Linked DNA regions of Homo sapiens: all the other regions are linked to region 2. The links are chromatin contacts, found by Hi-C or POLR2A ChIA-PET in ENCODE. All regions are on one chromosome and are shown on one strand. The core of a region is the stretch at or near the end of the contact, and the rest is flanking DNA. Distances in the headings are between cores, read along the strand shown.

Region 1 (2,700 bases), core at 51-2,550, 300 kb before region 2:
CTCTGAAAGGCAGTTGTATGTCTGGGGTGGGGAGTACTCTCCATCTCATGGACAGAGAAAGCGAGTCCCAGAGAGGTCTACTGACTTATCTGTGGCTTGGCCACACAAAAGGGGCAAAGCCCTGGGATATTGCCACTTCCCGCTTTGTACTTTCCTACTCAGTACCAAAGGGGGTCAGGGAACAGGGTACAGTACGGGAAATAAAAAGAAAAACAGAAAAGCAAAGCCTTCTCTGCTAATGAGGTATGGTGGGCTGGAGCATCAGCATGGGGCCAGATGGCGAGAGATTTCCCCTAATCTTTCTAGGAGGCCCCAGGGAACATCCTCACCAGTCTCCATCCATCCCTGATGAAATTCCTCCAACTCTCTCCTGCTGCAGAATGAGTGGTTGGACCCAAACCTATCTCAACATCACTGACTTATCTCTGCCCCAAGAGGATGAATCTTCCCCCACTGAAAAGACCAGGACTTAATATCCTTGTCAAGGAAGAAGAGTTGATGACAACATGTTTTCCTGTGGGCGGTCTGCTCCTGATTCCTGGCTCTTTGGACCTTCGCCAAGCTCCATCTTTTGTGCATTTGAACCAAGGTCTACTGTCTACATCAGTATCATCAGGACATTGCTGGCCAATGTACCCAGATGCTAGAATTTCATGGGTATTTCATAGCAGGGTCCCATATTCACTAACATTTTCAAACAAAGATGAGTAAACTGAAGGCACGATCCCAGTCAAGAAAGCCCACAGATGTCCTCCCAAGAGAGGTGCAAACGGTACCACTGCTTGTAGATTTACCCAGCACACATCTATGATTTCAATGTTAGTCTCTCTTTGGTCTTTGGCTGTCTAAATGTCATGGTGACTTTGCCAGGGCAAAAGGTGTGCCCAGAAAATTGCCACCCTGTCACAGTAGCCTGAGAGCAGGGTACCGAGTAGAACATATGCTCTGTATGGCTTTGTTTGCACCTCTGATTCTGCTATCTCACAAGCAGCAGGTTGGCGATTAACAAAATAGCAATAGCATCGAAGCCGGTGACAACTGCCATCATCACGGCAGTGACGACAGCTGTCACCAGGAGCCAGTGAGCCTGCTCCTTCCCACCCCCAGAGTCCCCAAATAGGCAGGAGCTCTGAGCATTTTAGGGAAACTTGGCCAATCATTTCCGTGAATCTTTACTGCCTGGACAGATTAAACCCAGGCCCCAAGTGGCTCTCCCAGTTGACAATTTTTCTTTCAAAAAGGCCGAAGTTGCTGTGAGCCAAGTTCTTGCAGCCGAATTCCTGGACACAGTTTCCAACAATTCCAATCAGCCAGCTCTGCGGTTGGGCTGGGATTTCAAGCTTGCCACAGTATGAAGTCCAGTTTGGGCTATATTCCCTTCCCTCTCGCAGCATGATGAAGGTTTCCCCGCAAAATCAAAAGGCTTACTGTCAAGTTTTCGATTGGTCTGGGCTTCGTGCTATCGTGTGTGGTGTGGGAAGGAATATGAATGTGGTGCCGGCTCTACCATGGGGCCTTGAGGCCTCGTCCAAGCCATCCAGGGACCTTATGAAAGTGGAACGGAACTCTTTTCATGTATATTCCAACTGCTGAAATTCCCCAGACACGCCACAGTGTGCAAACTCGGTGTAAAAAGAACAATGGCTGGATAAAAACCGAGGCGAGTCGGCCGAGTACGCTGAAGACAAGCCAGTGTTGCTAATGCAAGGGAAGCCAAGCCTGGATTCTCCCCCTCCTTCTTCACCTCTTCTTTTCTTCTTTTCTTTTTTCCTTTAGCACGTGGAACTTAATGAAAATAAAGTCACCGTGTTTCCAGGGCAGGAGGCTGCTCTTTACTTGAATAAAATGTACATGCAAATTCACTAAAGGAGGCTGGCACTTGGGAAAACACAGAGATGATACTCAGGGCTCAAACTGATGGATAGCATTTATGTCTCCTTTCTTTTTTTCTTAAACCATAGAGATAATATGTGTCTGTCTATATGCACGTACATGTGCACATATAAAACAGGGCTGTGCTAGAGCCAGTTCATACTGACTCCTGAGAGCCAACTGTGCGTTTCTCTTCCCAACTCCAGATTCAGCGAAATGATATTGGTAGACTGAAATTGGCCCACAGTGGGAGTATTTACACCACAGAAATCGGCAAAGGCTACAAAATCAAAATTCTGTTTTTTATCGGACAGTGAGTTATTAAATATTTACCAACTATATTGTAACTACATCTACTTTACTGGGGGTATGTGTGTATATAGATGTATAGAGGCATATATAGATATATACACATATATATTACATATATGCACCAGATACACAGAATACAGATGACATGCACGTACTTTTAACCTTTGTATACTCCCCTTAATCCATAACCTCTCTTTATTCTTCGAAAGCAATATGAAAACCATGGATCTAAGTGAATCTGTATGCTTTTATCATAAAAAAGCATGAAAAACCAATCTGCTCTTCCAAAATATAAAAGCAATCACTAAATTGATTCCTTTTTTTGCCAGGCATTAACTTTCTCCTATTACTGCAAATTTGCTGCACTTGTATTTTCTTCCAGCCCCAGAATTAAACACACTTCTAATTTCTCACTTCAGGTGCATTAAGTGCGGTATAGGGCACAAATGAATAATTTTATTGATAATAAATTTTATAATCCATGCAGCACTTGCTGAAAAATGGATGTGTTCTGGA
Region 2 (2,700 bases), core at 131-2,630:
CGCGCGGCCTTTCCCCGGGGCCTCTACTCTCCAGGGGTCCCCTCGAGCTGGGGGCCCTCGCTGGAAATAGAAAGCAAAGCGTGGAGACGAAGGGATGGGTGTGTGTATCTATATATCTGCAGCTCCCCACAAACGCGCGCACCCCGGGGAGCCAGCACAGAAAGCCGGCCTGGGTGTCGAGGGTGCCGGTGCCCGGGGTCAGATCCAGGGTGCCGGTGCCCGGGGTCAGATCCGGGGCGCCCTCCGCGGAGGGGCGCGCACCGCGGCCGCTGAGCTCCCCTGAGGACCTGCGTCCCGCCGGCGCCGTGCAGACAATGAACTCCTGGCGGAGGCTCCCTGCCCGGTGGGCCTCGGTGGAGGAGGCAGGAAGTGCAGGGGCCCGGGCCGGGAGAAGGCCTGGGCAGGGGCGGGAGGGGGCGCCAGGCGGCCGGGGCGAGGGCGCGGCGCCCGGGGCGCTCGCCGACAGCGCCCGCCGCTCCCCGCGTCCTCGGGCGACCAGGCAGGGGCCAGAGAGAGCCAGCGAGGCCCGGGGCCAGCGAGGAGCGGTCGGCCTGCCGGGCGCCCGTCCTCGCCGCCTCTTCCTTCCTCCTGTCGCCCGCCCGCCGCCGCCGAGATTCGCAATCCCCGCCAAGTCGGGCCAGCACCCCTTGATTGGCCACACGGGCCCGGGCCCCGCACGGAGGGAGCGGCAAGGGCCCCTTAGCGGCGCCCCCAGGCCTGGGTCCCCCAAGGGCGACGGCGCCGAGTCCGGGCAGGGAGGGTGTCCGCGGCGTACCCCCTCCGCCGCCGCCGCCGCCGCCGCCGCCTCCGCCTCCTGCTCCCGGCTTCCTCCTCCCCCTCCTCCGCCTCCGCCTCCGCCTCCGCCTCCTCTGCCGCCTCCTCCTCCTCCTCTCGGCTCGCTCGCGCGGGTCCCCGGCAGCCAGCCCGCTCGCCGGTCCCTCCTCCCTCGCTCCCTCCCTCCTCGCTCGCTCGCTCGCGCCTCCGCCGGGCCTCGCTCGCTCACCTTTCACCGAGCGCGGCTTCGCCTGCTTCCGCCTGGACATGTCCGGGGCTCCGGGCGCTCCGTCGCCCTCCGCAGCCGGCTCCCCCCGCCGCCCCCCGCCGCTCCGGGCAGCCCTTCTCCCCCTTCTCCTCCGCCTGTCTCTTGGAAACTTTTTTTTTTGCAGCCCGGTTGGCGGCTGTGGGGAGCGGACCGCAGGTCCGGGGCGGCCTCCCTTGGGGGGGCAGCCCGGGCCGGCCGAGGCCGCTCGAAGGCGGGGGGAGGCCCGGGGGGCGCGCCGGGGCCCTGCCTGTTGCAATGCGGCAGTCCGGGGCTCCCGATCCAAGCGGCGGTCCCAGCGGCGCGGGGAGTCCGGAGGCCACTCGGCCGAGCCGAGTTATGCAAAAAAAAAAAAAAAAAAAAAAAAAAAAAAGCCGCCCCCCTCCTCCTCCCAACCCCCCGCCGGCCCCCGGCCCCTGCGGCCCCCTCCTTCCCTCCCCCACCCTACCGCCACCCTCACCCTCCTCCTCCTTCTCCTCCTCCTCCGCCCCTTGCCGGATTTTTGTGCAAAGTTTGCAGGCGTCCGGCCACGCAGCCCGGTGCGGAGCTCACAATGAACCCATCTGAGGAGGGGGAACGGGGCTGGAGTCGAGGGTATCTCAAGGGGGGAGGAGACCGGGAGGCGGTCGGGAGCGCGGAAGCTCAGTACCCCCCAGGAAAAAAAAAAAAAAGAAGCCTTCGAATTATCCCCTGCCGCACAAAAAAAAATAATAAATATTAATGGCTCAAAAATGCCCAAGCGCCTGGTTTGGAGATTATGATGGATGGGGGGCGGGGGTCCCTCAACTCAGCCTACTTGGAGGGGAGGCTCGAAACGGCCGCAGTGGCTCGGAAGCCGCGGCTCGGGGCCCCTGGCTCACGCCCCCTTCTCTGGCTCTCGGATCGGCCCGGCGCCGGCCCCCCGGAGGAGGAAGGGGCGCGCGGGGGCGCTCAGGCGGCGGCCGGCAGGCGCGCCCGTGCCCCGGGCATCGCTCAGCCCGTGCGCCGGGCCGCCGCTGCCTGCCCTCGGGCTGCGGTGCTCAGCGCGAGGCGCGCAGCCGATCCCCAGGCCGGTGCCAAGTCGCCGGCCCCGCTAGCTGCCTCCATGGGCCAGGGGCTCGGAGAGGGGGGAGGCGGCGGCCGCGGTGGCGGAAGAGGAGGACGAGCAGGCGGCGGCGGCGGCGGCCGGGCTCCCGTCCTCCTGGGCAGCGGCGGCGGCGGCTGCGCCCCGGCTCCTCCGCGCTCCAGCCGGCGCCGGCCCGCCCGCCAGCCTCCCTCGCGCTCCTGTCTTCTTTGTGGTCGCTGGCTCTCCTCCTCCCGATCCGGCTGCTGGGGCTGCACTGCAGAGACACATAATAAAGCCAGGCTTGGCTGGAAATGTAGCCGGGTCCCAGCAGGAGGATGTGAGGAGCGGAGTCCCGGCGGGGGAGCGCTCTGATCCCGTGGGGCGCCCCGCACTGCTCCGGCTCGGATCAGACGGAGAGAGGGCCAACAGCACCGAGCGATGGACAGCGCTGGAAATACAGCTCCGGCCGCCCGCAAAACCCGGACCGTGGTGGCGGCGGCGGCGGCGGCGGCAGGCACGGCGCGGGCGCGGGCACCGCACCAGCACGCGGGGCCGGGGCTCGGGCGCTGGCTGCACCGGGGGCAGGAGGAGGGAACACACTTAGGGCCCACGCGGC
Region 3 (2,700 bases), core at 78-2,577, 300 kb after region 2:
ACCCAAGAGGCCGAGCCTGCAGTGAGCTGTGAATGAGTCACTGAACTCCAGATGACAGAGCAAGAGTTAGTCTCGAAAGAAAGAAAAAGGTAGAGCGACACTTAGTTCTTTGATAGTTTTCCACTATTTGTCATAAAAACTTTCCAGGATATTGAGCTCCCAAAATGGAAGGCCAATATCAGGCATCAGGGACTTGTTCTGGACGTTGGACCAACCTTAAAGGGCCCACATAGAAGCTGTTCACTTACTTTCTTTTAGTCTCTTGATTTAAAATACTTAACATTCCCCTTTCCTTGGCTTTTTAACCACTGAGATTTGAAAGACATGCAAATAACGACCTAGTGGACAATCTTTGCTGATGCTAAATCTTCATTTTAGGATTAAAAGGTTTTGGGTTTTCTTAAAATTTAATGCTGAACTCAGAAGAGCTTTCTAAGGCTGTTGGTGCACCTTAGGGCAGGAGAGCGTCTTTGCTACGCCGCGCAGGAGTGTGTCTGCTTCTCTGTGCATCTACACGTGTTTGCGTGTCCCTGTAAAGTGGGTTGAGTGTGCGGCTGCGGCTTTCCGCCCTTGGCTCACACTCTCAGTCTTAGTGGTCTCCCCCAGGGCTATGCATGGGGTACAGGTTTCTGTGGCCTCAGGCCGGGGTGAGGGGTCCCCCACCCCGGCCAGGGCGCAGCAGGGCGGGGCACACGTAGCCGTGCAGGGTCTCGCGCAGCCCGCGTCAGGACCCCGGGGCACACGCTCGGGCAGGGGGCGTGTCCCCACGCCACCAGAAAAAGTGTTATAGGCTGTTTTTTTTTTTTTTTTTTTTTTTAAAAAGAAAGTGTTTTAGAAAGCAGGCAGAAGCCAAGACGTCAGGAAGGGTTGCGAGGGCCCGGGATCCGGCGGCCACAGGGATGGGAGGGGCGAGGAGCGAGGGGCGGAGTGGCACCTCCCACAACGCGCTCCCTGCGGGGCGGGCGGCAACCTCCATGCGGCCTCGTCCACGCTCAGCACCGGGGAAGCCGAGGCGGAGAAGCCGCGCGCGCCTCAGAAGCTCCCGGACGCCCAGGTACGTGGGAGCACTCCACAGATGGCGCAAGTACGGTTGGGCCAGGCGGTTGCGGCCCCGTCGCGCCGCGGCCTCTGTGACGCACGGCGAGGCCTCCCGGGCTGCTGCGCGGCGCAGCGGGGGCGGGGCGAGCGCGTGAGGGCGGGGCGGTGGGGGGGGGGGGCGGAGCGAGAGGGGCGGAGCCGGCAGAGGCCCCGCCCCGGGGCCGGAGGAGCGAGGACGCTACGGAGCAGGCGCGTCTCGCTGCCGCCGCTGCCGCCGCCGCCGCTCGCTCTTCTGTGGAGCCGCCGCCGCCGCCGCCGCCATTTGCACGGGGACCCCAGTGACAGGGGCTCGGCGGAGGGGCGGAGGGGCGGAGGGAGGGGGGGAGGGCCCGCGGAGCCCCCGAGGGCGGGAGCGACGCCGCCGGCGCCGGCCGGGCTCCCTGCGCGACCGCGCCGCCCGCGGCGGGCCCCGAGCAGCAGCAGCAGCAGCAGCGGCAGCAGCGGCAGCAGCAGCAGCAGCCGAGGCCGGGCGTGCGCCTGAGGCGGCGGCGGCGGCGGCCCTGCGGGCGGCCGGGAGGGGCGGGGGCAGCGGCCGCCGCCGTTTGATGGATCCGAGGATCGCCTGGTTTCAGCCAGAGCAGCTCGGACCGTCCAACAGTCTGTGGATGCAGATCTGGGAGACGACCCAGGGGCTGAGGAACCTCTACTTCAACCACCACTGTCACAGCAGCGGCGGCGCGAGCGGCGGCGGCGGCAGCAGCAGCAGCAGCAGCACGGCCACCGGCGGGAGCGGCAGCAGCACCGGCAGCCCCGGCGGCGCGGCCTCGGCCCCGGCCCCGGCCCCGGCCGGCATGTATCGCTCCGGGGAGCGCCTGCTGGGCAGCCACGCGCTGCCCGCGGAGCAGCGGGACTTCCTGCCCCTAGAGACGACCAACAACAACAACAACCACCACCAGCCCGGGGCCTGGGCCCGCCGGGCGGGCTCCTCGGCGTCCTCGCCTCCCTCGGCGTCCTCGTCCCCGCACCCTTCGGCCGCCGTCCCCGCCGCCGATCCAGCCGATTCGGCCTCGGGCAGCAGCAACAAGAGGAAGCGCGACAACAAGGCCAGCACGTATGGACTCAACTACAGCCTGCTGCAGCCCAGCGGAGGGCGGGCCGCGGGGGGCGGCCGAGCAGACGGCGGCGGGGTCGTGTACAGCGGGACCCCGTGGAAACGGAGGAACTACAACCAGGGAGTCGTGGGGTGAGTGCTGGCTCTGCGGCCCGATGGCCTGGCCGGTGCGAATGCGCAGCCGGGCACACGCCCACAGAGGGGGGTTGTGAGGGTCTAGGAGCGGCCACCCCCACGGCCTGCCTTCGCTGCTGTTGCACGGGGGTGCTGCTGGCCATCCCCAACCCCCCAGTCGTTCACACCTTTCCCCAAGCCTCCTTAGCCGTCCACACCCTCCGTCTCCTGTCCTCCCTTAGTCGTCCACACCTTCCTCCCCTCCCTCTTAACCGTCCACACCTTCCCCAGGCCCCCCCCTTTATCCATTCACTCTCCTCCCATCCCCCTTAGTTAAACACATCTACCCTTGACCACCACCCCGCCTCCAGCCCTCCACACCTTTTTCCCCATCATCACAACTCAAGATGAGACCGCTTAGCACGGGCCTATCATTC

Evidence for each region. A loop is a pair of places that touch in the nucleus more often than their neighbours do. ChIA-PET counts read pairs that join two places held with the same protein, here RNA polymerase II (POLR2A). Pooled maps may share reads with other maps.
Region 1: a map of psoas muscle shows a loop between it and region 2 (2.5-fold over the local background). The contact joins the enhancer-like site here to the promoter of ZNF423 in region 2. A Hi-C loop is called at or near these places in 7 of 168 maps with a recorded cell type or tissue (A673, IMR-90, chondrocyte and 4 more) and 12 of 50 pooled maps. POLR2A ChIA-PET finds 5 or more read pairs at or near these places in 2 of 52 experiments (HEK293 and IMR-90).
Region 3: a loop to region 2 is called in a map of prostate gland, with 3 times the contacts of the local background. The contact joins the promoter of TENT4B here to the promoter of ZNF423 in region 2. A Hi-C loop is called at or near these places in 1 of 168 maps with a recorded cell type or tissue (prostate gland), 1 of 37 single-sample maps with no recorded cell type and 14 of 50 pooled maps.

What each region holds. Positions count from the first base shown.
Region 1 is chr16:49,559,116-49,561,815 of GRCh38, forward strand. The region is part of intron 5 of ZNF423 (zinc finger protein 423); the gene reads right to left. Among named protein-coding and RNA genes, the nearest start is that of LINC02179, 94 kb to the left of the region's middle. Within about 2 kb of position 1,301, at least 5 of the 41 ENCODE cell types and tissues checked have a DNase peak (open chromatin) inside an H3K27ac peak, as active enhancers do; they include psoas muscle, where a contact is called at or near this core.
Region 2 is chr16:49,854,732-49,857,431 of GRCh38, forward strand. It overlaps ZNF423 (zinc finger protein 423), which reads right to left and starts at 1,381. Exons shown (of 8, transcript NM_001379286.1): 1 at 1,004-1,381. The coding sequence starts at 1,043. RefSeq lists a silencer at 625-884.
Region 3 is chr16:50,151,979-50,154,678 of GRCh38, forward strand. It overlaps TENT4B (terminal nucleotidyltransferase 4B), which reads left to right and starts at 1,328. Exons shown (of 12, transcript NM_001365324.3): 1 at 1,328-2,281. The coding sequence starts at 1,644. RefSeq lists an enhancer at 384-1,341 and silencers at 568-657, 878-1,047, 1,158-1,317, 1,548-1,647, 1,828-1,877 and 1 more.